Regions from separate parts of the Homo sapiens genome. Here regions 1 and 2 are each linked to region 3. Evidence: chromatin loops called from intact Hi-C (ENCODE). Cell type or tissue: Panc1. All regions are shown on one strand.

The links. Hi-C counts contacts between places; a loop is a spot of excess contacts. Peaks named below come from ENCODE experiments on the same cell type or tissue, not always from the same donor. Only the 100,000 strongest peaks of a DNase experiment are listed, where the experiment ranks them.
Region 1: it touches region 3 in a loop (10-fold over the local background); 102 of 110 quality-filtered maps call a loop at or near these places.
Region 2: it touches region 3 in a loop (4-fold over the local background); 2 of 110 quality-filtered maps call a loop at or near these places.

The regions. Positions count from the first base shown.
Region 1 is chr9:35,477,485-35,485,484 of GRCh38, reverse strand. It overlaps the pseudogene ATP8B5P. Among named protein-coding and RNA genes, the nearest start is that of RUSC2, 8.6 kb to the left of the region's middle. RefSeq lists a silencer at 3,322-3,556. In Panc1, CTCF peaks have their summits at 3,701 and 3,913; a DNase peak (open chromatin) is centred at 3,904; H3K27ac peaks cover 5,261 bases.
Region 2 is chr9:35,190,083-35,198,082 of GRCh38, reverse strand. All of the region lies in intron 1 of UNC13B (unc-13 homolog B), which reads right to left. Among named protein-coding and RNA genes, the nearest start is that of UNC13B, 32 kb to the right of the region's middle. RefSeq lists an enhancer at 3,977-4,271. In Panc1, a CTCF peak has its summit at 4,106; no DNase peak of the experiment used is centred here.
Region 3 is chr9:35,549,446-35,557,445 of GRCh38, reverse strand. RUSC2 (RUN and SH3 domain containing 2) reads right to left here. Exons shown (of 12, transcript NM_014806.5): 3 at 1,745-2,386; 4 at 1,309-1,494; 5 at 998-1,138. Among named protein-coding and RNA genes, the nearest start is that of CIMIP2B, 10 kb to the left of the region's middle. In Panc1, no CTCF peak of the experiment used is centred here; a DNase peak (open chromatin) is centred at 3,375; H3K27ac peaks cover 5,354 bases.

The DNA of each region.
Region 1 (8,000 bases), 72 kb after region 3:
AAAGCCCACCTCTACTAAAAATACAAAATTAGCCAGGCATGGTGGCACATGCCTGTAATCCCAGCTACTTGCCTCTCTGAGGCAGGAGAACTGCTTGAACCTGGGAGGTGGAGGTTGCAGTGAGCCGAGATCACACCATTGCACTCCAGCCTGGGCAACAAGAGTGAAACTCTGTCTCAAAAAAAAAAAAAAAAACAAAGAAAGCATGATGCCTTAGGGAAACTCAAGTAGTATGGGCATTAGTTAAGCATGGGCAAAGTGTAGGAGGGAGGCAACAGCAAGATTAGGAAGGGCCTTGTATGTGTGTTTGGGAGTTTGGATTTTATTTTCTTGAGATGGAGTCTTGCTCTGTCACCCCAGGTGGAATGCAGTGGTGTGATCTCGGCTCACTGCAACCTCTGCCTCCTGGGTTCAAGTGATTCTCCTGCCTCAGCCTCCCGAGTAGCTGGGATTACAGGAGCCCGCCACCACGCCCAGTTTCACCATGTTGGCCAGGCTGGTTTTGTACTTCTGACCTCAGGTGATCTACCCGCCTCAGCCTCCCAAAGTGCTGGGATTACAGGCATGAGCCACCATGCCCAGCTAAGTTTGGATTTTATTCTGAAGGCTGTTGGCACTATTATTTCATGCAGGGGAGTGATGTGAACATATCTGAGCTTTAGAAATCTCACTTCAGTAGGAGTGTGGATATTGAATTACAGGAAGGTAATCAATCAACCAGTTAGGAGATTGATAATTATGATGAGAACTGAAAGAGTCTGAATTAGGGCAGTGGCTGAAGGCTTAGATAAGAGGAGATAGATTCAAGGATGATTTAGGGTATAGAAATCTGTAGAATTTAGTGATTAATTGAATGTGTCATGGGGGTGGGTGGGGTAACATACAGCAAATAGTCTTGAATGACTCCCAGGATCCTCCAAATGATGTGTCTTTTCCAAAACGCTTTTCATGAATCTTAGAAGATTTGGTAGATAATTTGGAGCTGGAATCACAGGGATATGTTGGGGCTAGGACAGTGTTCCTTGTTCATTTCTTTGGGGCACCACGAACTGCGCCTATAGAAGATGCCAAACTTAATAAATGCCTGTTCTGACTGCTCCACCAACCCGTCATTCCCATCTTTACCTCTCCTCAGGCCTCCCTATTCCCTGAGACACAACAATATTGAAATCAGGCCAATTAATAACCCTAAATGGCCTCTAAGTGTTCAAGTGAAAGGAAGAGTCACATATCTGTCACTTGAAATAAAAAGCTAGAAACGATTAAGATTATTGAGGAAGGCATGTCGAAAGCCAAGACAGGCTGAAAGCTAGGCCTCTTATACCAGTTAGCCAAGTTGTGAATGCAAAGGAAAAGTTATTGAAGGAAATTAAAAGTGCTATTCCAGTGAACACACAAATAAGAAAGCAAAACAGCCTTATTGCAGATACAGAGAAAGTTTGAGTGGTCTGTATAGAAGCTGAAACCAGCCACAGTATTCCCTTAAGCCAAAACCTAATCCAGAGCAAGGCCCTAACTCTCTTCAATTCTATGAAGGCTGGGGAAGAAGTTACAGAAGAAAAGTTGGATGCCAACAGAGGTGGGTTCATGAGGTTTACAGAAAGAAGTCGTCTCTATAACATAAAAGTACAAGGTGAAGGAACAAGTGCTGATGCAAAATGTACTTAGTGAATGGTCCTTTTTAGTAGCAACCAGTACTTGTCACTTTAAGTTTCGCTTTAGTAGTTAAAGTGATTTAATGAAATAATTTTTAAAAACTTCAACCTTTACAATTAATGCTTTTCCTTATCTTTCAGCTGGGCTGCTGCATGTGGCCAGGTTCAGTGGGCTTTGTAGATGTCTGTTTTTCTACTTACCCCTCCTCCCTCCTTCAGCTTGCTAATTCTTTTTTCTCCGGGGCTTAAGCAGGACAGGAGAGGGAAGAGATGAAGAAAGCCTTTACTTGACTAATACAGTCATAAACTAATTTTAAGGCTTGGCAGATAAGTTAGGCATGGTGGCTCATGCCTGTAATCCCAGCACTTTGGGAGGCTGAGGCGGGTAGATCAGTTGAGACCAGGAGTTTGAGACCAGCCTGGCTAACATGGCAAAAACCCGTCTCTACTAAAGATACAAAAATTAGCCGGGTGTGGTGGTGTGCACCTGTAATCCCAGCTACTCGGGAGGCTGAGGCAGAATTGTTGGAACCTGGGAGGCAGAGGTTGCAGTGAACCGAAATAGCGCTACTGCACTCCAGCCTGGGCGACAGAGTGAGACTCCATCTCAAAAAAAAAAAAAAAAAAAAAAAAAGGCCTGGCAGGTATCTAAAGTTGACTCGTTTTCAAGAGGTCCTTTTATAGGTTCTTCAGAAATTCTCTCCCCATTGGTGGAGATATCTCTTCTATAGTGAGTTACTTCAGTGTGGGTGAATCTGGCTCCTGTGGTTGGTCACTTACAACTCCATTAAAAATTTCTAGACATTAAAAAACTCAACTTTATTGAGATATAGTTTACATAAAATAAAATGTATAAATCTTAAGTATACAGGTCAATGAATTTTGACAAATACATACCCATGTAACCACCTCCAAAATCGAGATAAAGAAAATTTTCCTTATGCCCCTTCTTTCTTTCTTAGTATAAATCCACAGGCATTTGACAGCATATCCCCTGCTTCTTTCTGCTGAAGTCTCCTCAAAATTTCAGATAATTTATCTAACGAGATCAAGAAACGCTAAAGACATGGCCCATATCCGGTCTATGGGTAGCACTCATGCATCCCTTGCTTATAAATGGGAAGTAATTGTCACTAAATTATACCTTTTTAAATGGTTGATTTTATTTTATGTGATGCCTCGATGGGAATATGTTTGTGTAGGGCCCTGGGAAGGTTTATGCTTGCTCTGAGTATAGGAGATAGGGCCCAAAGTAAAATTCTTAGGTTCCATCTTCTTTTCCCTTCCCCATACTGTCTCTTGTCACCCCCTACCTCTACATATGCTTGTCTGGATTAAAACTTGCAAGAGATGGTGGGAGGCAGGCCTGAGGTTGCTTTTTTTTTCTTTTTCTTGAAATGCTGCAACTCTGGCAGATATCTGGGGGCTCTTTCCTTACCCCTCCTTGCCTTTCTGGGAATAGCCTTCTGGACAATTAAGAGGCTTAGTCCCTAGTGAGAATGAAGGAGCAGGTTTATGCTGGTTTCCCAGGGACTCTAATTCTTCCTAAGTTGCATGAGTACGAGGGAGGAAGAGCACTGACTGCCTCCTTTGGAATTTCCCTAGGGCCTCTATCTTTTTCAAAAAAAGGGTGTTTCTCTTGGACATCCTGGGCTTCACTATCTTGCCAGAAGTGATGAGGGCCCCAAAGCCTTGTTTATGGGAGAATGCATAGGCAGAACGTCGAGTGCTTGAGTGTTTCAGTTTGGTCCAGACTGGGGACTGCTGTGGAAGTCTCCTGCACTCTTGAATTCTGTCAAAAACCTATAGCCAGAGCATGGGGGATAGGGTTTTCATCCACAGAGGCAAAAGCAAAAGAAGGTCATGAATTATATCTGCGTAGATTTTCTGTTGCACTTACTTTGTCCATGCTGATAGGCCAGAATAGTGGTTTAAGAAATTGGTGCCCAATCACAGGCAACATACAGAGGACCACACTGAGGATAATGCTCAGCAGCATTTGCGGCTGGTTCAGAGAATTCCTGACCACACCTGTAAACAGTGAGCCAGGAGGGGAAAGGCTGAAACAGAGCCTGGAGGACCGGGGTAGGACCAGGGGTAGGAGTTACCAGCCAGAACGTAGACACCTCTCTAGTCCAAAGAAGGAAGTTACTGACTTGTAGTTAGTTTAGGCTCCTGAGAAATAATATAAATACAAAAGAATTGTAGTTGGGTCCTTTGTGCAGCCAAAGTCACTGTGAATCCATGTGCCTCTCTCTCCCTCTAAAGGCAGGGCAGGGTAGGGCAGGATAGGAGAGCAGGGGTAAGTTATGAGGGAATCCTAGAGCACTGGCTTGCATCCAAAAATGGGAAAGAAAGCTTTGGAGGAGGAAAAAACAAAAAAATAAAAATAAAAAAGGTAAAAAAAAAAAATTAAAAAAAGAAAAAAAAAGATTTGAAGGAGAAAAATAAGTTAGTGGCCTGACAAAAGGTGAGAGACAGCCAGGTGCGGTGGCTCACGCTTGTAATCCCAGCACTTTGGGAGCCCCAGGCCGGCAGATTGCTTGAGGCCGGGAGTTTGAGGCCACCCTGGCCAACATGGCAAAAACACGTCTCTACCAAAAATACAAAAAAATGAGCAGTGCATGGTGGTGCACAACTGTAGTCCCAGCTAGTGGGGAGGCTGAGGCACGAGAATCGCTTAAACCCAGGAGGCAGAGGTTGCAGTGAGCCAAGATTGCACCACTGCACTCCAGCCAAGGCGACAGAGGTAGAGCAACAGAGTCTCAAAAAATTAAAAATAAAAACAAAAAGATGGGAGCCAACTACATCTACATATCTACTCTCTATATTTTGTCTTCAGCAAAGTGGAGATGAGAGAGAGGGAAAAATTATGGGAGACAACAAGGCGATATGCCACAGCATAAAGGACATTGAACTGGAACCAGGAAACCTAGATTTAAGTCCTTTAATTAAAAAAAAACCCTCCGGTGTCTAAAATGGCTCTAAAAATTGTTGCACTGCCTACCTCTTAGGATGCTGATAAATAGCAAATCTCGTAAGACATTTGAAAATACCTTGGAAACTCAAATAAGGTAACTTATTTCCCTAGCTACATTTTGAGCCCTTTTAGGGCAGAGACCATGTCTTATTTATATCTCTAGCCTAGCACATAGTAATGGCTTCTCGGTAAACATTTATTAAATAAATATACCTGGTTCCCCACCCTCCGCCCACTGGGCAGGGCCTTACCTAGGAATTGGAAGACGTCAGGGAATACTAGACACAAGCCATCGCTGTACAGGAGGAATGACACCCAAAAGTAGAAACCCAGGCTACCCCAGATGACAACATGGTTTATCATTGTCCAGTAGGTTGTCCTCAGGGCGATCTGAAAAGTACCCTCTTATGGGACCTGTAACCTGGGACCTGTCAGCTACCTCCCCCCTCCAATTATGTAATGAAGGTTGCTCCCTTCCCACACTCTCACCCTCTATTCCTCCCACTCTTTCAGAGAGGCCCCCACCCAATCCCCTTACCCCCACCACCACTGGCCACACCTGCATTGCGACCACCCAGATCAAGGAGGTCTGCACCACCAGGGAGAAGGACTGGTAGTCGGAGATGTCCTTCCCATCATTTCGTTCTGCATTGTAAAGAGCCCCCATGGGGACAAAGAACAACACGAAGGAACTGTAGATCCCATGCATTAAACACTTCACAAATTCTTTCTTGTTGAAATAGAGGTTGTGCTGGCCTGGCTCATACAGCTCTGGGAAATGGAGGCTCCATGTCTCATTCACATCCTGGAAGCACCCGAGGGTAAGGAGGGAGGCTCAGGGTCTCTCCATAGAAGGTCCCATCTCCATCAGAGTAGAGGCTTCTCCCCTCACCAGGTCTGCTGCCAGGCTGCCTAGGAGCTTCCTTATGGGTTACTGGAGAAGTGGAACCAGAGAACACAGCAGTGACCACAGACCCTTCCTGAAGTCCTACTCTCTAGGCAAGGATCTGGGTAGTGGAAGGAAGCTGGGAGAAGTTCGGGATGCTGGGAAGGACTTGGAGGGAGTTAGAATTGGGGAGTTATGAAAGGGAGCAACTAGGCTTGTGGGTAGCTGGGAGGGAGGACTGGAGCTTGAGATGGGGGAGGCAGCTGGGACATAAGTCCCCAGGTGTAAGAGTTCTTTCAGTTGAGATGGAGTCTTGCTCTATCACCCAGTCTGGAGTGCAGTGGCACCATCTCGGCTTATTGCAACCTCTACTTCTCAGGTTCAAGCAATTCTCTTGTCTCAGCCTCCTGAGTAGCTGGGATTACAGGTGTGTGCCACCACACCTGGCTAATTTTTATATTTTTAGTAGAGATGGGGTTTCGCCATGTTGGCCAAGCTGGTCTCAAACTCCTGACCTCAAATGATCCACCTGCCTCGGCCTCCCAAAGTGCTGGGGTTACAGGTGTGAGCCACCGTACCCGGCCATAGTTGAATATTCTTTATGCCAAAAGTCAATATGGGAGAAAGCAACATCAATGGGGACCAGTTAGTCTTTTAGAGGTATTCATGTTCTGTGAGGTTTCTCCCACTCCCATAGCTACTGGTGAACTGAAGGTGAAAAAATTACTCAAAGTGGATGTCATTGGATCATCTTCATCTCCTAACTCTGAAACTTTGGATACAAAGCTTGGGGCTGGCTTCAGAGATGGATCCCTAGAATTAGGCCACTGAAGCTGGATGGACTGTTGAGTAATACAACCCACCCCTCTTGTTGTTCTGAGGTTAGCAGTTACTTCCTGGAGAATTTCCTTTAGAGCTATTTCCCATGGAGACCAAGAGCCATGATCCCATGATGTCCTATTTCAGCTACTTTATTCCTTTTTGGAGACTCATTTTCTACTCCATGTGCCCAGGACTAGAGGTTGGGGTAGAAGACAAGGGAGAGGTAGGGTCCCAGGACCCTCAATTTCTGACAGGGACAGACGGTATCCCTTAGTCTGGCTCCTTATGATATAAACTATCACACCCATACTCCCATGCCTGGCCTTCAGGACTCCCTCCCAGGCCCTCCTGCTTTGGCTTATCTCATCCTCATTATCGCTGAAGGAGTCTCTCCTTTTTGAAGTCCCATACGTTACCCAGTCCTACCCCAATAACTCTATTTTCTTTTCTTTATTTTTTTCCATTCATATTCTGCTTATGTTATTTAATTTTTCCTTATTTTTCCATATATATTTTAATTACTTTTATATATACTCAATTTACTGTACAGCACAATTTCCATGTTTCTCTCTACAAAGATAAAATTGATACAGGAAAACTTGGCTAAAACTGAGGATTATTCTCTGTTGAGGAGGATTTTTTACTTTATCTCATGATACCTATCTAGGTGATGAGCTCTTTTCCCCGCTCTGGAAATTATTCCCTTTACACTGGATTTTGTAGAGCCCAGCTCTTGCTGTATTCTTCATTCTTAGGGATATTCCTCAAGGGCCCAGGGGCTTCAACGCTGACCAGGGGCTTGCTGCTGGATCTTACCTGATCAAACAGACTCATGCACAGGACAGGGAGGGAAGTGTAGACCAGACTGTAGCATGTGATAAACCAGGTCTCATAAACTGTCTGGAAGAATACCAAGGAGATTTTGTAGGCTCCTCTCTTCTCTACAGTCCCAGCTCCACCTTCCAGGTCCAAGATAGCCACCTTCATCCCTCGACCCCTGCCCCCCCGCCCCACCCCCACACACATTAACCTACAGCAGGAGAAACCTGACTGAGAATGTTGACCCCAGTCTCTACTTGATCCTACTTTATTAGAACCCTAGGTCCTAGGATAGAGTAAGGCCACACCAAGCTTTCAAGGTGGATCTGGACCAATCCCACCATAACCTATACAGCCCCGCACAGAAAGGACACAGAGTGATTGCTAGGGAATGCTAGCTGTACCCCTGCATTCCTAGGCAGGTAAACCTTTGTACTTTTTTTTTTTTTTTTTTTTGAGATGGAGTCTTGCTCTGTCACCCAGGCTGGAGTGCAGTGGTGTGATCTCAGCTCACTGTAACCTCTGCCTCCTGGGTTCAAGCAATTCTCCTGCCTCAGCCTCCAGAGTAGCTGGGACTACAGGCACCCACCACCACACCCAGTTAATTTTTGTATTTTTTGTAGAGACGGGGTTTTGCCATGTTGGACAGGCTGGTCTTGAACTTCTGACCTCAGTTGATCCACCTGCCTCGGCCTCCCAAAGTGTTGGAATTACAGGTGTGAGCCACTTTGCCCAGTCTTTGGACTCTTTACTTGCTTAGTGGCATTCAGTGGCTTCTGTAGCACTGCATACCGCCTAATATTGGCAAGCAGAATAGACCCAATGACCCTTCCCTGGC
Region 2 (8,000 bases), 360 kb after region 3:
TGGAAAGATATACACCAAGTGGGGTGTTAACATTATTACCTTAACTGATAAGATTTAAACAGATGTGTAGATATGTTTTTTAAAGTTTTTAAATCCTTATATATCTCCTAATGGTTCGCATATTGTATTAGTCTGTTCTCACATTGCTATAAAGAACTATCTGAGACTGGGTAATTTATTTAAAAAAGAGGTTTCATTGGTTCACAGTTCCACAGGCTGTACAGGAAGCATGGCAAGGGATGCCTCAGGAAACTTAGGATCATGGCGGAAGGCAAAGGGGAAGCAGGCACATCTTACCCGGTTGGAGCAGGAGGGAGAGAAGGTGGGAGAGGTACTACAAATTTAAACAACAAGATCTCATGAGAACGAACTCACTGTCACAAGAACAGCAAGGGGGAAGTCCGCCCCCATGGCCCATCACCTCCCACCAGGCCCCTCCTCCAACGTTAGGGATTACAATACAATTCGACATGAGATTTGAGTGGGGACACAAATCCAAACCGTATCACATATTAAAATAAGCAGGTGTTCTGAAAACATATCACATATTAAAACAAACAGGGGTTTTGAAAAATGGCTGGGTGTAGTGGCTCTGGCCTGTAATCCCAACACTTTGGGAGGCTGAGGCAGGCAGATCACTTGAGGCCAGGAGTTCAAGACCAGCCTGGCCAACATGGTGAAACCCCATCTCTCCTAAAAATACAAAAACTAGCCGGGTGTGGGGGCACACACCTGTAGTCCCAGCTACTCAGGAGACTGAGGTGGGAGGATTGCTTGAACCTGGAAGGCGGAGGCTGTAGTAAGCCAAGATCACACCACTGCCCCCCAGCCTCGGTGAGAGAGCGAGACTCTGTCTCAAAAAAAAGAAAAAAGGAAAACATTAAATATTTAAATAAGAAAGCACTATATTGCTCAATCAATATCAACTACTTCCTCAAGACTGTTAAAAAATACCAGATTGAATAAACTTGATATTCATCTAATTATGAAGCTAATTTAAAATAAATATTTAGGCCAGGTTCAGTAGGTCAAGCCTGTCATCCCAACGTTTTGGGAGATTGAAGCAGGAGGAATGCTTGAGCACAGGAGCTCAAGACCAGCCTGGGCAACATAGGGAGATCCTGTCTCTACAAAAAAATTAAAAATTAGCTGGGCATGGTGGCACATGCCTGCAGTCTCAGCTTCTCTGGAGGCTGAGGTGGGAGGATTGCTTGAGCCTAGGAGGTCAAGGATGCAGTCAGCCATGATCGTACTACTGCACTCCAGCCTGAGCAACAGAGCAAGACCATGCCTCAAAAAAAGAAAATAAATAAATAAATAGATTTTTAAAAAGTAGTATTTTCAGAGTCAAAGCTGGGAGGTACTTCAGCACACAATTCCTGCCTCATCCATATTACTACTACAATATGTAAAAACAGAAAAGATGTGTGGAAAAGAAATATTCATTACAAAACACTGAGGTTCTTATAAAACTCCAGCCAATATGAAAACCCTGGAAGTCCGGGATAAAGAGAAAATGCCTGGGCAGAGCATCCTCCCCAAGATCTTTACAAGTAAAGGCAGAAATAGGAGAATATATAAGAACTGTACCTAACCCTCAAAAAAACATGTAACTTCCGCTCCTGAGTCTCTCTGACCTTGATATAGAACCAAAGCCACAAGGGATTATGGGAAATAATCCTATTCACACTGACTCTGCAGCCAGTGACCTGGTTCCTCAGGCACAGGGAATGGCTAACTTGCCTTGTTCTAGCCAGTTCTATGCATGGAACAATTTCCAAACATTGTGGCACTAGTTCCCTTGTTTGTAACCCATCTATTTCAGAATCTAGAAGTAAAAAGGTGTATCACCTCCCAAATACAATAACCACCATTTCTTATTTAAAACTTAACATTTTAAAAGATAGACATGAAAAACAAAAATACAATAACCACCATTTCTTATTTAAAACTTAACATTTTAAAAGATAGACATGAAAAACAAAAATACAATAACCACCATTTCTTATTTAAAACTTAACATTTTAAATGATAGAAATGAAAAAACAAAAGATAGGAATAGTATATAATCCCACTGCCCTGTATATATATGTATGCATGTATATGTGTATGTGTATTAGCATGGTTACAATAATTAATTTGCATATTCAGCTATATTTTTACATTTGTCAAATATTTGGACATAAAGATGGACCGTGACATCTCTCAGCCAACTGACCACAGTTGACTCAGCTGTTCTGACTGGCTAGCAAGATGTTTGTGAAGGAGGGGGAGGAAAAAAAACAACTCTAACAAAGCTGAATATTCTGTCTGTGCAGACAGATCTAGCTTTTTAAAACAGAATCCTCAGGACTAACTTTAAAAAGTATTTTTCAGGGCCAGTATGGCCCTCTGAGAATTATGAAAAAGGGTATTTGAGACCTTATGAACACCCTTTTCTTGGAAGGAAAAGGCTAAAATCAGAAATAAGGTAAAAAAGGCTAAAATCAGGGACAAGATTTAACAAAACAGCTATGAGGATGTAAACAAAAAAGTATCTGAGACAGATCTCAATCAATTTAGAGGTTACTTTTGCCAAGGTTAAGGACCCATGGCTTGTGACACAGCCTCAGGAGGTCCTGAGAACATGTGCCCAAGGTTTTTGGGTTACAGACTGGTTTTATACATTTTAAGGCAAAGACAAAAGTTGATACATGTTAAGTATACATTGGTTTGGCGTGGAAAGGGGGCACACTGATACAGGAGTTAAGAAGAACTCACTTAGGCAGATAATAAGGGTACAGAAGTCCTTGGTAAGGTTTTCCTTTTAATAAGAAGCAGCCCCAAATCATTTTCTAACAAAGAGCAGCCTGTAAAATCAAGCTGCAGACATACATGCTGGCAGGTGTGCCAATCATGTTCAAAATAGTGGCTCCATCTTCCCTTCTCTGTCAGCCATGTGTATAGTAAGGAGCAGACAAGATGGCATCAGCCAAGGGGAAAGTTCCATTTGCATTAAAAAGATTAGGGTGGGGTGGCCAGCCTTCCCTGAGTACTATGTAAAGCTCACACCTGATTGAACCAATTTGTGAGCCCTATGTAAATCAGACACTGCCTCCTTAAGACTATAAAATCCGGCACATCCGCCGCCAGTCCACCTTTTGCTCTCAGAATTCCCCTCTCACACTAGAGAGAGAGCTGTTTTCCTTTCTTTTTGTTTCTCTTTCTCTTGCCTATTAAACCTCCATTCCTAAACTCCTCGTATGTGTCCGTGTCCTAAATTTTTCTGGCACGAGATGACAGACGCTGGGTATTTACCCCAGACAACATAGCCAATCATGTCAGGGTGCTCACTCAGGATACCAAGGTACAACGCTCATCAAAACGGTGAGTAGAGGAGTGGAATCCAACTCTGTCCTTTCATTTTGGGGCTGTTGGCCTCCACTTTAGAACTAAATCAAATCAATAATGGGCATCTGTCAGCCAGTTAAAAACACGGTTAGCGTGGCTGCCATTCTTAAAGACTCAGATGTGAGATTTACTGGGAAGAAAATGGAGAATCCCCCAGCACCCATGGGTTGCTGGGCATGTTGGCCATGTTTGAACCAGCTTCCTTTCATGGAGGACTTAGCCATTGTGCGGGGCTGTAAGAGGTTCTAGAGCAACTGAGGATTTCTGGCTGGGGCTACCTTCAGGTGTTATCCAAAGGCTTCTGGACTGATCCCAGTCTCTGACCACCTGATGGGGTGTTGGCAACAGGATCTCCAACTTTTCTATCATAATTTCCTCCTTTCCTGTCTGCGACTGTCATATCTCCTATTCTCTCTGTGTATGCTATGTGAGCGAAGTTTTACAGTTCAGTTATTTTGTTTGGCAAGATCAGGAAACGTTGTAGGGGATATAGCTCAAGGGAAGGCGTCTTTGAGATTTTCTAGAAACAGAAGGCTCCCCCCGACAGTGAGCATCACTCTCTGCCCTTGGTCTGAAGAGTATATAGCATTTGCAGGTCTCTCCCTGCCCTTGGTCTGGAGAGCAAACGGAACTTCCAGGTCACTCTGCCCTTGGTCTGGAGAGCACGTGGCATTTCCAGGTCTCTCTCTGACCTAGGACTGGAGAGCACATGGCGTGTCAAGGTCACTCTGCCCTTGGTCTGGAAAGCACATGGCATTTCAAGGTCAACAGCACCATCTAGTGAAACAGGGATCCTCTTCATGAGGCACATTGTCAGTCCTTTACCAAAAACAGCCTAGCTTCCCAATTCTCTTCCCTTTTTGAGCCTCTCTACTACAAACCAGGCTTCATGCTGCTTCTGTAAATGGGAAAATTCTGGCTTCAACAACTAGGAATAAAACATCCTCCAAAACCAAATTTTATTCTTGATACTGCTCCATCAACAGGAAAACAGCCATTTAGTCCCTACAATCTTTTTTTTTTTTTTTTTTTTTTGAGACGGAGTCTTGCTCTGTCACCCAGGCTGGAGTGCAATTGTGCAGTCTCGGCTCAATGCAACCTCCACCTCCTGGGTTCAAGAGATTCTCCTGCCTCAGCCTCCTGAGTAGCTGGGATTACAGGCACAGGTGGATTACATGCCACCATGCCCAGCTAATTTTTGTATTTTTAGTAGAGACGGGGTTTCACCATGTTGGTCAGGCTGGTCTCGAACTCCTGACCTCATGATCCACCTGTCTCGGCCTACCAAAGTGCTGGGATTACAGGCATGAGCCACCACACTCAGCCCCTATGATCTTTTAAGGCACCTATTCTGCCTCCAATCAGAATGGTACTTAATTAGTAAGGGGATTTTAAGTTCAGAAGTTAACCAGAACCATTCTCTAAGGGTAAACACTTTAGCATGGACTGTAATAGCAGGATATAGAGCTCAAACCAGCACACTTCCTCCATTAAGGAGGGAAGTGCAACAATTGCCCAAATGCAACTGTCGCATAGTCTCTCCCAAGATCCATTTTTCAGGGAGCCAGGCAGGTCACACAAGTCTAGGAAGTCAAAGGAAATCACAGGCAGAGGACTTGAGTTGCATGAATCAGTGTGACTAATCCCAATCACTTAGTTCCTCTGGTTCCATGGCTGGGGGTCACACCTGCAACCATGGGTGGCACATTAAACAAGGTGCCAGGACCCAGAAACCGCAGAGGGAAAACAGCAGGAGGGACGTCCCCACTGTTTTCCTCTCCACCCTGGGTCACACCAAAAGGAAGGTGAAAAAAGAGATGCCTTTTTGTCACTTCTCTCTCTAGATGGGTAACAGATCATCTTCAGCTTGCACCCCTCTGGAGTACATTCTGAAGCACAAGGACTCCTTTGACTCTAATAATTTAAAGAAAAATCAACTCATTTTCTTTTGCACAAGGGCATGGCCTTACTAGACCTTTGCAGGTGTTACAAAATCAACCCAGCTCTTTTAGTAGTCATATCAGGCAGGCCAATAGCAAATGATTCACCAAAGTTAGAGAAGTAACTTCCAGGGGAACAATCTAAGGATCCCCCTTATTCAGGGGCCCCTCAAGTTCCCTTCTCATTACAGTACCTTAGGCAAATAAAGGGAGACTTAGGCCAATTCTCCAATGACCCTGATAGGTATATAGAAGCTTTCTGAAATTTAACTCAGGTGTTTAACCTCTCATGAAGGGATGTTATGCTGCTTCTAAGCCAAACCCCAAACTACAGCTGAAAAACAGGCAGTTCTGCAGAAGGCAGAGAATTTTGGAAATGTACAATATGTCTCCTATAATAAGCAAAAAGGGAAAAGAGAAAATAGAGAAGATCAAGAAATAGAGGAAACATCATTGTCGATAGGAAGGGAAGCAATACCTCTTAACAACTCTAACTGGAACCCCCAGACTTTTCTATGGTATTTTTCCTTCTTTTACAGCTTAAAATGGCTCCTATATGCTTTTATAATGTTCTTTCAACCTGGGAAAAGTTAATTTTCCAAACCTTAAAAATGCTTGGCTTAGAGTTGAGCTGGGGAAAAGGAACTAGAAGCCTGACATGTGGGCAAAAGGGTAAAATTTTCTTACCAGTCAGGCTTTTGGCTTCTCTCTCCCTATCCAAACTGGCAAAAGGGATAAGGATTATTGTTTATATTTGTGGTTAAGTTTTAATTAATGAAAAGGGATTTGTGAGGTTGGTCTTAAACTGTAGCCAATCTGGTGTGCTTCGTGTATCTTTCTGTATGGTCCTGTGGAAAGAAAGGGTACCTTAGGTTAAGATGCAGACCCAGGACCCTATAAGCCTGCTGTTCAAGCCAGTCCAACAAAATGGTCAGTAACAAACTTGGCTACAGGCCTCCATCTTGTTTCATGTACTTGGAAACATGACGTGTAACCACGTGGCAATACTTTGTTTTAGTCTCTGCCATTTTACAACGGTGGGTGTCTTGTGCTAAGTTAGTTCCCGGGGAAGGGCCAAAAATCAGATAAGCCAGTTTATCAATCTAGGCAGAGCCAGCTGATCCATCAAGGGCAGAGTTTACAAAATATCTTAAATACTGATCTTGGGCAGTTAAGGGAGGATAAAATCTTGTAGCCTCCAGCTGCGTGACTCCTAAGCCATGGTTTCTCATTTTGTGGCTAGTTTCTTGGTCTGGTCCCCAGGCAAGAGGGAAGTATATCTTAGGAAGGGGCTGTTACCACCTTTGTTTTAGACTATACACTGTAAACCAGACACCTCCCAAAGTTGGTTCAGCCTATGCCCAGTGATGAGCAAGGACAGCTTAGGGGCTAAAAACAAAATGGAGTTGGTTGGGTCTGATCTCTTTCACTGTCTCAGTCACAATTTTGCAATGAGAGTTTCAAAAGTTACTTATCACCCCTTTGAAAATACCTGATACCTGGCAGGGCACGGTGGCTCACGCTTGTAATCCCTGCACTTTGGGAGGCAGAGATCACCTGAGGTCAGGAGTTTGAGACCAGCCTGACCAACATGGTGAAACCCCATCTGTACTAAAACTACAAAAATTAGCTGGGTGTGGTGGCTGGCACCTGTAATCCCAGGTATTTGGGAGGCTGAGGCAGGAGAATCATTGGAACCCGGGAGATGGGAGTTGCGGTGAGCTGAGATGGCGCCACTGCACTCCAGCCTGGGCGACAGAGCGAGACTCTGTCTCAAAAAAAAAGAAAAAAGAAAATACCTTGTACACTGGAGGTTAAGTCATAAACTAATTAAGGCTTGTTGGTCTCACCTGTGAGGTTACTTTTTGTGACATTCAAAAGCTGAAAATCTTAACTGCTTGGTGTGGCTAAAGTTTAGTAACAAGGGATTTAAAAGGATTTTCTGAAAGAGTGCTCAGCTTAATTAAAAGTGGATATCCCAGTTATAGATATACTTAAAAGGCTATTATGTTTTTCTCTTCTTGGATCATGTTTTTCTGGAAAAAGTCTTTTTTCTTTTTAGTCGACTGAATTATTTTTCTCCATTTTTTGTCTTGCCACTCTTAATGCACATATGACAGGCCCTAAGATAACTTCCGGTAGCCGGGGACTCCTTGGGAAAAACAGAGGAGGCACTACAGACCCTGTTTTGGGGGAGGGGGGGAAGAAAAAAAAACTGTTTTCCTCATGAAACCCCAGGAATTAAAAGCAGATCATTCCCTCTCAAAATCAAAGGCTCAGTTCTGTTTTGCATTGTGTTATCTGATAGTTTTGAGTTTTGGGGATATCAAATTACTTCACATTATGAGAGAGCTTTGGTGTGTAATAACTAGGTAGGAGATATACTTTAAGGAATGGCTAATAGTAGTTATGGAGGGATACTTAACTCTGCACATTTGAGTCAGAGAAGCATGCTCTTGGCCACCTATAAGATATGGAAACATCCCCACCCCCTATTGAGAGATAAGACTCCCATGAGGGATGGGCCGATTACAAAATAAGCCAATTGGCTTTGGGTTGCCTTGAAATGAAATGCACAGTAGAAGCACTGCACTCTCTTCTTCCACAGTATCTCCCACCTTTGGGGGATCCAAGATCCAGTATAAAATGGCGCCGTTAATTTTGCGGATC
Region 3 (8,000 bases):
CTTCAGAGAACAGAGTTCCCTAGTTATAAACTCCTTTAACTTCCCTCTACCTCCAAAATCCATAACAATCTCATATGTACACCCCTCACTCCCCTGCCCACTTGCATCCCCTTCGCGTCCTGGAGGAAGGTGGCCGTTTCCCTTCTTGCCCGGGTTCTTTCTCCCTGAGCTCTGATTCTCCCCTTCTGCCTTTGCAAGGAACTTCAGCTCTCTCTTCACAGGCTCATCTTCAGCCCACAATTATGCTCAGTTCTCTCCATCTCCCTAAAAATGTTCTTAGTTCAGTGGTCACTTATTTGCTAAATAGTGTGGGTCTTGTCAATCTTCATCTTACTAGATGTCACCAACACTCTTACCCAAGCTGCTGGGCCCTCTAGTACCTTCACCCGCCCCCTCCAAGAGCACTGAGGCATTTTTTGATGACATGGAAGCCTCCTCATGAGACTTTGCTCACTGCAGGAAGGGACCGGAGCGTGACTCTGAAAGCCTCTGATGAATGACCCTTGCTCACTCACATGCACTCATGATACACAGCACACAGCTTCCTCCTCTGGCCCCAGAGCCTGTGTGCTCCAACACCTTCCCAGCACCTGGAGATTTGTTTGTGGTTTTCTTTTGAAAAGGAGTTTTCAGTTTTGTTGCCCAGGCTGGAGTGCAATGGTGTGATCTTGGCTCACTGCAACCTCCACCTCCTGGGTTCAAGTAATTCTCCTGCCTCAGCCTCCCGAGTAGCTGGGATTACACGCGCCCACCACAACACCCAGCTAATTTTTTTTTGTGTTTTTAGTAGAGATGGGGTTTCACCATGTTGGCCAGGCTGGCCTCGAACTCCTGACCTCATGATCCACCTGCCTTGGCCTCCCAAAGTGCTGGGATTACAGGCGTGAGCCACTGGGCCCAGCCAGCACTTAGAGGTTTCAGACTGGCTAGGTAGTAGGGCAAGTGTGAGGAGGTAGTGACAGCAGAGTCCCTGGCCTGAGCTGGGGGTTGTATGCACCTTTTTTCTGAAGCAGGTCAATGGAAATGGCCTCTGAGCTGCCATCTGGGGACAGACAAAACTCAGCTGGAGGCTTCTCCGTCAAGGAAAAGGGGTCCTGGAAGTCAGGGCAGGTCAGTGGTAACGGCTTCACTGCTTGGCCTGGAAAGAAGAGAAAAATCAATCCTGAGCAACTCTCAGTGCAGGAGTTCCAGGCCAGTTCAGTGCCTCGTACCGTCTGAGACACGTTCCTTTGGGACTGACCCCTTCTCTAGCCCTTTCCAGCCATGGCAGAGCCTGCCCCGGGTGTACTGGGGACCCTGCTCACACACCATTCAGCCGGCAGTTCAGATGGCTGGCAGCACTGAGGGAGCCAGGGAACTCAAAGATAGGGTTTCTTCGGGCCAGCCGAGCTTCTTGTGATCTTCGGTCTAGGCTCCCTGACAAACCAGGTGGCCCTAGTGGGTTCTTCCTCCTGTATTCCCGCCACTTGAGGGCTTGAGGGGATAGGTGGTTGGCTGGAAGCAGAACAGATTAGCAGAAAGACAAGAGTTGGCAGGAGACAGCGAGACAGAGTTTCACATCCACCCAGTGGGCCCATATGAAACACTAGATTATCTGTGGATATTATCTACAGATGCTGAGGGAGGGATGCAGACATCCTAACCTCTGGCCCCAGGTGAGAGTGTAAGCAACCACTCAAAGGGGAGGTGGTGGAAGTGCTTGCGTGAGGTGGCGGGTTGGGTAGGGAGATGCTGGAGCTCGTACCATTACTGGGCCTGGTGGCCATGCTGCCCTCACCACCTCCCCGGGCCAGGCTCTCTGCTCGGCTGAGGCCAGATCGCCAGGAGCCCAGAGGCGGCAAGCTTCCTGTTCCATGGAGCCGGTACTCAGTCAAGGTCAGTATCTTCTGATCCTCCTTCTGCGGCTGCTGGGAGGTGGCAGGCCGGACAGCAGAAGGACAGGAGTGGCTCCATGGGGGCAGGCTTTCTGTGGCTGTGGGCTGCTCTGGGGGAGGGGAGCACGAAGTGGAGGCAGAAGAGTCAGTGCTGGGCCCAAAGGGGCCAACACTCCGGATGGGGGAGTAGCTGCCCAGGGGCGATGGCCGAGAGGTCTCTGGCTCAGACCCAGCTTTCCTGGCACCTCTGCCAGTGGCTCGGGGAGTGGATGCCTGCGGTTCCCCTGAGGGAGCTGGGACTGAGACTTGAGCAGCAGGGGCAGCCAGTGGGGCAGGCTGCTGTGTACGGCTGCAGCCTGAGAGGCTGTAGAGCTGGGAAAGGCTGTGGAGGGCCCGGGCCTTGGCCAGCTGCTTGGGGAAGTGGTGCTGGAACACGAAGGGCTGGATGGGCAGTGTGGTTGGCCTCTGTTCCTTGCTGTAGCGAAGGACTGGTCGGCTCTCGGTGCCACCCCCTGTAGCAAAGGGATGGAGAAGAAATCAGTAGACAGACACTGAAACCCATATGAGAGAAAACCCAGAAGCAGAGATGGGAGAGGGGAGAGGGGCAGGGACCTGGCTGGCAGGAATTGAATGGGGTAGAAGTTCGTGGAATGGGACACTGCTCCCCTCTTTTGTAAAACGCTTCCTATTGCTTTTATGGTGCTGGACTGTCTTGTACCTCTCTGCTGTTCAGTCCCTCTTCATTTTCTTGACTCCAAAGGTGAGTGTATCTTAAGGCTCAACTCTTGCATCTCACCTTACACTTTATTTCTTGAGAAGTTTTGAGTTCAGACTTCTACGGGATGACTCCCAAACCCACAGCTTTAGCCTGGACCTTCCTCTTCATCTCCAGATCATTCTGCTTTATAGTTCTGCTTTCACTTAAAATGTGCTATAACCGCTTATCCATCACCTTTCTCCTTTTTTCCGATGACTTCCATTTCTATCAATGGCAGAACCATTTTCTTTGTTTCTAAGTCTTGGAGTCACAGTCACACACATTTTCAGTGATGAAAATGTTTCAGATGTTACTGACTTCAAGCTTTTGCTCATTATCCCATCTCCAATCATGCCAGCACATTTCATTCCTGAGCATATCGAACCATAGTAAGATATTTCTTTACTTGCAGCCTACCTGTTATCTGTATCTACCCCCACTCCCACTCTTTTCACGATCCTGGCATTGGAACCTCAGAGTCCACATTTGCTCCCCCTGAACGGAGGTATGTTCCCCAAGGCTGGGCCTCTCCTGTTCTTTCAGGCAGTCTTCAGGTCAATGTCCTTCAAAACGTGGTGCTCAGAACTAAACACAAAACTCCAGGACACTGGAGTGGGACAGTGGATGGACTGCACTTCCAACAAAACACTGTAGATCTCCGAATAAACGTAAGATGGCGCTATAAGCACGCACCCGGCCTAAAGCCCTGGTGAAAGCTCACCAGCAGTGGGGCTCAGTAGCTCTGCGAGGCGGGAATTAGTTCTCTTACTTGACATATTAGGAAATGTGAAATGTAGACAGATTAAAGCACTTGCTCAAGGTCAAACAACTAGGAAGTGGCAGAGCTAGAATTCTGCCTAACCCAGAGTCTGATTTCAGAGCCACTGTTCTTTTTACCACATTGTACTACATGTGAAATTGTATCAGGCCAGGTTTTCCTATCCCTCATCTTATTTACATCAAAGAGTCAGAGGGGATGGGGACCACAATCCCATTAGGGAGGTGCTTCTGAATCACTCCCAGGGGACACTTTCAAGCTCCACCCTCCTGCTATACCCAGTCACTGCTTACACAGACTCTGCATTCTCCCTGGCCCACTGTGCTCCAGCCACACTTCCCCGTCCTTAAACACACCAGATGCATGAACATCTCCGGGCCTTTTGCACCTGCTTTTCTTTCTGTCTGAATCTTCTCACCATTCAGGCATCAGCTCAAATATCACCCCCTCAATAAGACCTTCTCTGACTACGTCAGCCCCTCTGGCAAGTTGCTCTCTATCCCATTACCCTGTTTCATTTTCTTTTCAGCATTGTTGAACTTTCCAGCAATTAAAAGTTGTCCTTTTAATGTGTTTATTGTCCATTACTGCTCCTAAGAGCTCCAGAAAAGTGGGGATTTTATATTGTTCACTGCTGGATCCATAATGCCTGGAACAGAGGCTGGCACACAGTATGGAGTGAAAAACCATCTGTTAAATGAGGGAATCTCCACGGTCACTCTTGATTCAAGCCAGTCTCACTACAACCAGAAGCTTCTTACATACACCAACTAGCTTCTGAGATACAAATTTTATCTCCCAGAATAAAGTCTAATCTTCTCAGTGAGCTAGTTGCCCACACCTGCTACGAGCTAGGCTGCTCTCCCTTCAGACTTCCACACCTGCCCCCACTGACCCTACTCTTCCCAGTCCATCCCTGTCATGAAGCCCACTGCTTTTCCCATCAGGAATGTGTCCTTCCTTTCCGCCTATTTAAGTATCAGTTTTCAAGGCTGAGCTGACTCTGGCTATCGGATTAGGTCATCCCAACCACAGCATTATTATACCCCCTATACAAAGTATGTCTGAATTAGACTGCTTATTCCTACCCTTTTAAAACTCCTCTCTGCTAAGTTCCCAGGATACAGACTGAGGCAGAGGAATAAGATCAGGTAAGAAGGGGGCCCCTGTGGGGAATGGGTCTTAGTTCTACCCTCAGGGAATACACAGAATAAGTTTTCTCACTTTTCTATGTGACATTCATTAAGAAAACCAGAGACAGAGACCGTATTCACCCGAGTCAGTTTTTCTCTAGGTTAAATAGCCCCAGTCCCCCAGTTCCTCAGTTCCTTCTTAAGATGTGGTACCCAGAACTCAATGGAATACCACTGAGCACTCACTGGTTCGGAGGAGTGAGAGACTATCCACTCTTTCTTTCTGGAGTCTATGAATGAATCCAGTCATCTTAACTTTTTGGAAGCTCTACCAACTGCTGACTCAATCTGAGTTTGCAATCAAATATCCCAAATCAACTCAAGTGCAGGTTACATATCAAACTTCACATTGGTCTCTGCTTTATTAGTTTTGTTCTTTCAAGATTCAGTAAGATCCCTTTAAATCTTGATTCTGCTGCTCAGTATCTCAAAGAGCCGTCTCAGCTGCCTTTTTTATTTTTATTTTTTAATTTACTTTTTTCTGAGACAGAGTCTCACTTTGTCACCCATGCTGGAGTGCAGTGGCGTGATCTCAGCTTACTGCAACTTCCGCCTTCCAGGTTCAAGCGATTATTGTGCCTCAGCCTCCCGGGTAGATGGGACTACAGGCGTGCGCCACCATGCCTAGCTAATTTTTGTATTTTTAGTAGAGATGGGGTTTCTCCATGTTGGCCAGGCTGGTCTCGAACTCCTGGCCTCAAATGATTTCCCCACCTCAGCCTCCCAAAGTGCTGGGATTACAGGCATGAGCCACCACACCTGGCCTACTTTAATTTTTTTTAGAGACAGGATCTCACTTTTTGCCCAGGCTGGGATGCAGTGGTGCAATCATAGCTCACTGTGCCTCAAACTCCTGGGCTCAGGCGATCCTCCTGCCTCAGCCTCCCGAGTAGCTAGGACTACAGGCATGTGCCATCACTCCCAGCTGTTTTTAAATTTTTTTTTCTGTAGACACAGGGTCTCACTATATTGCCCAGGCTGGTCTCAAACCCCTGGCTTCAAGTGATCCTCCTGCCTCAGCCTCCCAAAGTGCTGGGATTATAGGTGTGAGCCACCATGCCCAGCCGACCTTCTCAGCTTCCTATACTGTCATTCCTAGATTGGATCAACCTGTCCCTTCTTTTGTCATTCAAAGCTTGATGAATTGTCATTCATTTTTGATTTAGAAAAAAGCTGTACAGAATCAAGAGAAGACTGGAGACTTATGGAACAGAGCAGCATGTTGATATGTCTTAATCTGATAGAGAAAACACATCTCTGACCAGGATATTTCTTGCCCTCAGAATGCCAGTCATAGTATCCCACGAGATGCACCCAGCAGACAGACACTGCAGTCTAAGGGAGTGGGTTCAAAGGACCCAGTCAATCCTTGCTGTTTCTGATCCTGCCCCTTCCCTAGAGATCTCCCTCCCATGCCCACCCCAAGGACAGCTCTTCAGTGTATGTTAGGAACATGAAGTCTTCTGATGGACTGTGATCTCCCTGACAGCACAGATATTATTTATGGTTTTAAAACATTTTCTTTTGTGAAGCCAACAGACCCAACCTAAGGCTACAGCACAGCTGTGAGCCTCTGCTATCCCTGCTTTACCTCCCTTTCCTTCTAAACCCTCTGAGATCTGGCTTCCACTCTCACTACTCCTGAATGTTGCCTTCAGGATTCTTCATTATCTTAGGTGATTTCTCTTTAGAACTCTTTTGGTTCAAACTTTTTTTAAACTTTCTCCTCCTTTGGTTCCTGTGACTTCACTCTCTCCTGGTTTTTCTTTTTTTTTGAGACGGACTCTCACTTTGTCACCCAGACTGGAGTGCAGTGGCATAATCTTGGCTCACTGCAACCTCTGCCTCCCAGGTTCAAGCGATTCTCCTGCCTCAGCCTCCCATGTAGCTGGAACTACAGGCACCCGCCACCACACCTAATTTTTGTATTTTTAGTAGAGATGGGGTTTCACCATGTTGGTCAGGCTGGTGAACTCCTGACCTCAGGTGACCCGCGCACCTCGGCCTCCCGAAGTGCTAGGATTACAGGCATGAGCCACCATGCCCGGCCTCTCCTGGTTTTTCTTCTATTGTCCTAATTCTTCTGTCTCTTTTGAGGGTGCTGCTCATCCCTTAAGTCACAGTATCCCCTTCTTCCCTTTATAACTCAACACATTCTCCCTGGATCCTCTCTCAGCCACACACATAGCTTCAGCTACCACTTTTGTTTTTTATTTTTGAGACAGAGTCTCACTCTGTTTCCCAAGCTGGAGTGCAGTGGCATGATCTAGGCTCACTGCAACCTCTGTCTCCTGGGTTCAAGCGATTCTCCTGCCTCGGCCTTCCATGTCGCTGGGATTACAGGCGTGCACCACCACACCCGGCTAATTTTTGTATTTTTAGTAGAGATGGGGTTTCACCATGTTGGCCAGGCTGGTCTTGAACTCCCGAACTCAGGTGATCTGCCTGCCTCAGTCTCCTAAAGTGCTGGGACTATAGGTATGAGTCACCACGCCCAGCAAGTGCCAGCTACCACTTTTATTCCAATGACTTTCCAATCTACACAGTGCTTTCTCCTGACTTCAGGAAGACACCCCTTCCAGTCCATCTTCTACCCAAACAACCAGTGATCCAATTACTTTTTTTTTTTTTTTGAGGTGGAGTTTCGCTCTTGTTGCCCAGGCTGGAGTGCAGTGGCGTGATCTCGGCTCACTGCAATCTCCATCCCAGATTCAAGTGATTCTCCTGCCTCAGCCTCCAGAGTAGCTGGGATTACAGGCATGCGCCACCATGCCTAGCTAATTTTTGTATTATTAGTAGAGATGGGGTTTTACCATGTTGGCCAGGCTGGTCTTGAAAACCTGACCTGAGGTGATCCGCCCGCCTTGGCCTCCCAAAGTGCTGGGATTACAGGTGTAAGCCACTGTGCCCAGCCCAATTACTTTTTTTTTAAACAAGGCCTGAAGGAACAACCAACCAGTGATCTTTCTAAATGCAAATCAAAACATATAATTAAGCAGACAGAAAAACCAAACCAAACAAAAACAAACAAATGCCAAAAGCCATTTCTCTAAAATTTTTCAGTGGTTCCACCTGTGTTCCACTATGGCTTCACCAAATTATATGCAGTTCCTAGAAAGGGTCAAGCTATTCTGTGCCTTTGTGGTTTTGTACAGACAATCCTGTGAGCCTAGAACATTCTTCTTACAAGTCGTCACAAAGCCCAATCCTAATCATCTTTCTAGATTGGGCTTAAATGTAACTGCATTAGCAGTTCCTCCCTGACGTTTCAGTCTGATTTACATACCCCTTTCACTGGCCAGTACGGAACACTGCCATCTCTGCATTTTAATGATCAACTACGTTTTCTGTTTCTGTCCTTAGCTGGAATCCTTGAAAACAGAGTCATCCCTCTCATC